Linked DNA regions of Homo sapiens: region 2 is linked to region 1. The links are chromatin loops, found by intact Hi-C in ENCODE. Cell type or tissue: PC-3. All regions are shown on one strand. Each heading gives the region's core, and the rest is flanking DNA. Links, peaks and the distances in the headings are about the cores only.

What was found. A loop is a pair of places that touch in the nucleus more often than their neighbours do. Peaks named below come from ENCODE experiments on the same cell type or tissue, not always from the same donor. Only the 100,000 strongest peaks of a DNase experiment are listed, where the experiment ranks them.
Region 2: a loop joins it to region 1, with 3 times the contacts of the local background. A loop is called at or near these places in 2 of 110 quality-filtered maps.

The regions. Positions count from the first base shown.
Region 1 is chr1:219,316,437-219,319,360 of GRCh38, forward strand. It overlaps a transcript of LYPLAL1 not described here. Among named protein-coding and RNA genes, the nearest start is that of LYPLAL1, 140 kb to the left of the region's middle. In PC-3, for the core only: a CTCF peak has its summit at 1,512; a DNase peak (open chromatin) is centred at 1,515.
Region 2 is chr1:219,087,685-219,090,608 of GRCh38, forward strand. All of the region lies in intron 3 of LYPLAL1-DT (LYPLAL1 divergent transcript), which reads right to left. Among named protein-coding and RNA genes, the nearest start is that of LYPLAL1-DT, 85 kb to the right of the region's middle. RefSeq lists an enhancer at 1,538-1,587. In PC-3, for the core only: no CTCF peak of the experiment used is centred there; a DNase peak (open chromatin) is centred at 1,447; H3K4me3 peaks cover 357 bases; H3K27ac peaks cover 1,661 bases.

The DNA of each region.
Region 1 (2,924 bases), core at 249-2,748:
GGGCAATGCTGTCTTCATAGGATGAGTGGAAAGTGTTCTTTCCTTTTAAATTTTTTGAAAAAGTTTGAGAAGGATTTATATTGATTCTTCTTTGAGTGACTGATAGAATTCACTAGCAAGGCCTCCAGGTCAAGGAATTTTCTTTGTTACGAGATGTTTGTCCATAGCAGCAGTATTTACAATAACTAAAATGTGAGAGCAACCCATGTGTCCATTGATGGTCAAATGTATATGCAAAAATGTGGTATGTACATATAGTGGAATATTATCCAGCCTTAAAAAGAAACAAAATTCTGATATAGGCTGCAATGTGGATTAATCTTGCAGACACTACATTAAATGAAATAAGCCAGTCGCAAAAAGGCAAATACTTTATCATTCCACTTATATGAGGTACTCAGTGTTTTCAAAATGTTGGAGACAGGAAGTAAATGGTGATCATTAGGGGCTGGGGGGAGGAGGAAATGGGGAGTTACAGTTTAATAGCTATCAAGTTTCAGTTTTAAAAGGTGAAAAGTATTACGGAAATGGTAGTGATGGATGCACAACATTACTAATGTATTGAATACAACCAAACTGTACATTTTAAATGGCCAAGATGGTCAATTTTATGTTATAGGTATTTTACCATAATTTAAAAAATTGGAAAATTTTTAAGGTCATGGTTCAATTTGTTGTTCAATTTTTATAAACTTGCCCTTTTCAATCAGTTTTTCTCACTAGAGTGGCTGTTCTAAAATCCAAATACTTCATGTCAATTTTCTTAAATCCTTCATGCATTCTCCATTGCTTCCGAAGTAAATCCAAACTCCTTAGCATGTCAGCAAGGACTTTCCTGTGTATCTCTGGTGTCTCATCTTTCACTATTTCGTGTTTCAACACCTAAATAGCTATATTCCATTCACAGGAACTATTTTCAGCCCCTCCAGTGTTTCTATAGTAAATGTCCTGTTGAATATTTAACTTGGATTTTTTTTCTCTTTCTCTTCTGAGAGAGGTACAGGGAAGTCACTTCAACCATCTTTAGAAAAGCAAATAATCTTTAGGCCCTGAACACAGTGTTCCCAAACAAAAAAGGGCTATATATATTTGTAGTTATATATATGAACCCTGAAGAAAATGAGGTGATGATGAGAAAGTATGCAGTTATCCTAATTGTCCCAGGAATAAGGGGGTAGAAAGAACCTATTTTCAGGATCAAAAATAAATAAATAAGCTACTTGACTTTTAGTGGTATGAATTCTTAGAAAGGAAAAAACAGATGAGGAATTTCAGGTCTGCAGGGCATAAATGCTTGGTTTAATCCTGATAGTATACTCCTGCAGCAGTTGTCGTCTCAGAGAATGACTTTATATGAGATCAAAAGACCCATGCTTTTAGCCTAGGCATCCTTCACTCCACTGGACTTGTGCTGAGGATATGGACCTTGCAGCCTTTAAGATCCATAGCAACAGGTCTGTGGTCTATCAGCATCTTTTGTGGACTCTGTAGGTCCAGTTGTCAACAGTGTCACCAAGCGGCAGCAAGAAGCAAAAGCAATAGCAGACTGATCAGACCCCAGGCTCTTCACTCTTGGGTGTTCAAGTCAGAGTGTTGACCTTCTGTTGGATTGTGCAAGCCTTTGGAGTTTGAGAAAACTCAGAAACATGAAAAACTGCAAGTGGGAGATAACTGAATGTTGGGCTAATCTAATGTGTATGGGCTTGAGCTCGTTTTCTCTGGGATTAAAAAAAGGAAGTAGATTCTCCCCTTGGGCCAATTGTGTGGATCAATTATTATCAATATCTATCATGCTTCTCTAATTTTCCATCACCTTGAGTGTTCCTCTTTCTCCTTTTCTTACAAATAACTCAAGTGTCACTCTCCCAGGAAGTCTTCCCTGCCTCATCAAGACTGAAATATCCCCTTAGCACCCTAAGCAAACACCTGTGTTACCCCCACCCCTCCCCACAGTCCCCCATCCCACCAAACCATGATCTCTTCTTCACATTGCAACTTGAATTGCCTAATTTAAATGTCTGATTTTCTCATCTCCACCAAACTGTGAATTGTATAAAACAAGGATTACATGTCATTTACTGTTGTGTTTCTACTACCTAGGATGTACTTAATAAATACTAATAATAAGAGAATGAAGCTCTCTGATTAGAAAATAGAAATATCCATGCCAAATTTTAGGCTCAAAGACCACAACCCATAATGACTAGATTACTAGTCCTTGGAATTAAATAAGTAAAAGATCACAATTTGACCAAGGTCATTAGGGAATTTTGTGTTTAGAGAAAGATAAGGGCTAATGATGAAGTCTTGGGAGCTCTCATTCCCTGATGAAATTACCGTGTCCTCAAACACTCACCAAGAGGAAGGAGAGGACCCCTAATGTGTCCCTAGAAAAATGGGCAGGGAAATATTCCAGAGTGCAGAGTTGGAGGCTGACGGGGCTTGTCCAAGGAACTTACTCCACTGCCGGTAAGAAACCCTGTTTTTCTTTCCGGGAGAAGATGGTGTGTGCTTTGGATCACTGACCCCTTGGGATTGCTTCCCATTCTTTCTCTTTTTCAAATGAAAGGCTTTATCGCAGTTATCTTTTTTTTCAGGCAGGGTCCAATCAAGAAAACAGAAACCATGTTTCAACAGAGATAATATGATGCAATGCATAAACTAAACAGGTGTTGGTAAACTAAAAAGCAAACAGTAACACAGAAACAGTAATTGCAGAAAGTAAGGACTGGAGGAGAAAGGAAGAGATGGTAGTTAAGCTCAGAGCATGTTGCTGGGCAGCTGGACTCAGACTTCTGAGGACAGAGCTTGTGTAGACCCTTCAGAAACTCAGAGGAAAGACCTCCCATAGCTGAGCCTCTGACCCGTGGAGAAGGAGTGCCATTAATGTGGTGCCTGGGGAAGCTTCCCCATCGAGTTGGAAC
Region 2 (2,924 bases), core at 253-2,752, 230 kb before region 1:
AAGTGCTTCAAATATTGAATCCCCAGTTTTCCTATCTGTTAAATGAGGATAATAAATAACACTTCCTGAGGAGAGAAACAGAAGATTAAATAAAATAAAGCAAAAAGTAATATGCTGTAATTCCCTCAGAAGCATTGTGTTTCACAGTTGTCAGAATTCTGAGTTCTAAGCAACAGAAACTGACTTTGGTTACATTAATCAGAAAAGGAATGTATTGGCAAGATATCAATAACTTAGAGAATTAATCAACAGTTGAGAATTAGACTCTGGCAGAAAAATAAGGAAAGCAGGTTATGAGCCTGAAGTCTGCTTAGGACATAGGAATTGATACTGCTGCTACTGGATTCTTGCTGCCACACCAGTAGTCTCTCAAACCTTCCACATTGGCTGGGAAAAATCTCTAACCCTCATTATTCAAAGCTACAGGCAAGAGAATCTTACTAGATAAACTTGAGACATGTATCTGTATGCTATTGTCCAGAGGATAAATAAGAACCCTTGTGCTACATATTGAAAGAGAGGGTCTGTCTCTCACCTTATGATTCCTCCACATAGGAATAGAATGGGATATTAAGCATATCACTAGGCTTTAAAGCAAATCTCAATAAATTTCAAAGACTTAGTGTCAAACATAATACATTCTCTGACCACAATTTCAATTCTGTTAAATTAGAGCTCAGTAAATAAAGGATAAATTTTAACCTCCCTAATATTTCTATAAAGTGTAAAAAATAAATTTGAATGTAACTGAGTCAAAAAGAAACTATAGGGGAAGACACAGAGCAGGTTGGCCTAATAGAACTCTCCAACAATAGTCCCCCTACAGGAACACTAAATCGAACAACTATCCACACAAGAAAGCACTTTTATGAGAACCAAAAATCAAGTGAGTGATCACAGTACCAGGTTCTAACATCATATCAAAGAAAGAGGCATTGAAGAGGTTAGGAAAGATAGTCTTGAATTGCTGATGCTGCGGAGAGGATCTGTGTTCTTGTGGGGGAGAGAGTGCAGTGATGTGGGACTTTGCATTGGAACTCAGTGCAGCCCAGCCACAGTAGAAAACAAGATAAGGCAGAACTCAGCCAGTGCCCATGGAGGGAGTCCTTATATCCGTCCCAGCAAGAGAGGAATTGCCCTTCCCAGTGGTTGGAACTAGAGTTCTGGCTAGCCCCACTACCATGGGCCAAAGCACTCTGGGATACTACATAAACCTCAAAGGCAGTCTAGGCGACAAGGACTGCAATTCCTGGGCAAGTCTTGGTGCGTGCTGGGCTAGAAGGCAGTAGACTTGGGTTGACCTAATGAGACACCAGCCAGGTGGACAAGGGAGTGCTTGCATCACCCCTCCCCCAACCCAGGCAGTGCAGCTCAGTAACCTGGGGGAGACTCCTTCCTTCCGCTGGCAGTAACTAGGCAGTGGTCACCATGGGTCTTGAGCAAGACCCAGTGCTGTGCTATCTTTGGGTGTGACTCAGCACAGTCTCAGTGTGGTAGTCACAGTGGAGCTTGCATCACCCCTCCACAAGAGGAGTACAAGCAAGTGCAGACTGCAAATATTACAATAAATATCTAACTATTCAATGCCCAGACACTCACAAACATCCAAAAGCATCAGGACCATTCAGGAAATCATGACCTCACTAAACAAACTGAAAAAGTCACCACTGATCAATCCAAGAGTGACAGAAAATTCAAAATAGAAATTTTGAGGAAGCTCAATGAAATTTAAGATAACACAGAGAAGGAATTCAGAATCCTATCAGATAAATTTAACGAAGATACTGAAATAATTTTTGAAACATGTAGAAATTCTGAGCTGAAAAATTGAATTGACATACAGAAGAATGCATCAGAGTCTCCCAACAGCAGAACTGATCAAGCAGAAGAAAGAATCAGGCTATTTGAAAATACACAGTCAAAAGAAACAAAAGAATAGAAAAGAATGAAGCTTGCCTATAAGTTCTAGAAAATATCTCAAAAGGGCAAATTAAGATTTACTGGCCTTAAAGAGGAGGTACAGAGATCAAGGTATAAATTTTATTCAAAGAGATAATAACAGATAACTTTTCAAACCTAGAGAAATATATCAAAATTCAAGTATAGATGGGTTGTAGAACATCAAGTAGATTTCATCCAAATAAAACTACCTCAAGACATTTAATAATCAAACTTCCAAAGGTCAAGGATAAAGAAAGGATTCTAAAAGCAGCAAGAGAAAAGACACAAATAACATACCTTACAATCTAGGAGAGAGTGGCATTACATATTTAAAGTGCTGAAGGAAAAAAGACTTTTATCCTAGAAGAGTACACCCAGTGAAAATACCCATTAAACATGAAGAAGAAATAGGCTTTCCCAGACAAACAAAAGCTGAGGGATTTCATCAACACCAGAACTGCCCTACAAGAAATGCTAAAGGGAGCTGTTCAATCTAAAATGAAAGGACACTAATGAGCAATAGGAAGTCATCTGAAGGTACAAAACTCACTGGTAATAGTAAGTACACAAACAAACACACAATATTATAACACTGTAATTGTGGTACGTGAACTATTGATATCTTGAATACGAAGACTAAAAGATAAACCTATCAAAAATAATAACTACAACTTTTAAGACATAGTATAATAAAACGTAGATGGAAGCAACAAAAAGTTAGAAAGCAGGGGGATTAAGTTAAAGTGTAGAGCTTTTATTAGTTTTCTCTTTCGTTGTTGTGAGTTTGGATTGTTTTGTATCCAGTGCTAAGTTGTGATCAGTTTAAAATAATGAGTTCTAAGATGTTATTTCCAAACCTCATGGTCACCTCAAATCATAAAACCTACAACAGATACACAAAAAACTGAAAATCAGTAAATTAAAACAACCCACCAAAAAAAATTAACTTCCCAAAAAGGAATACAGGGAAGAAGGAAGGAAGA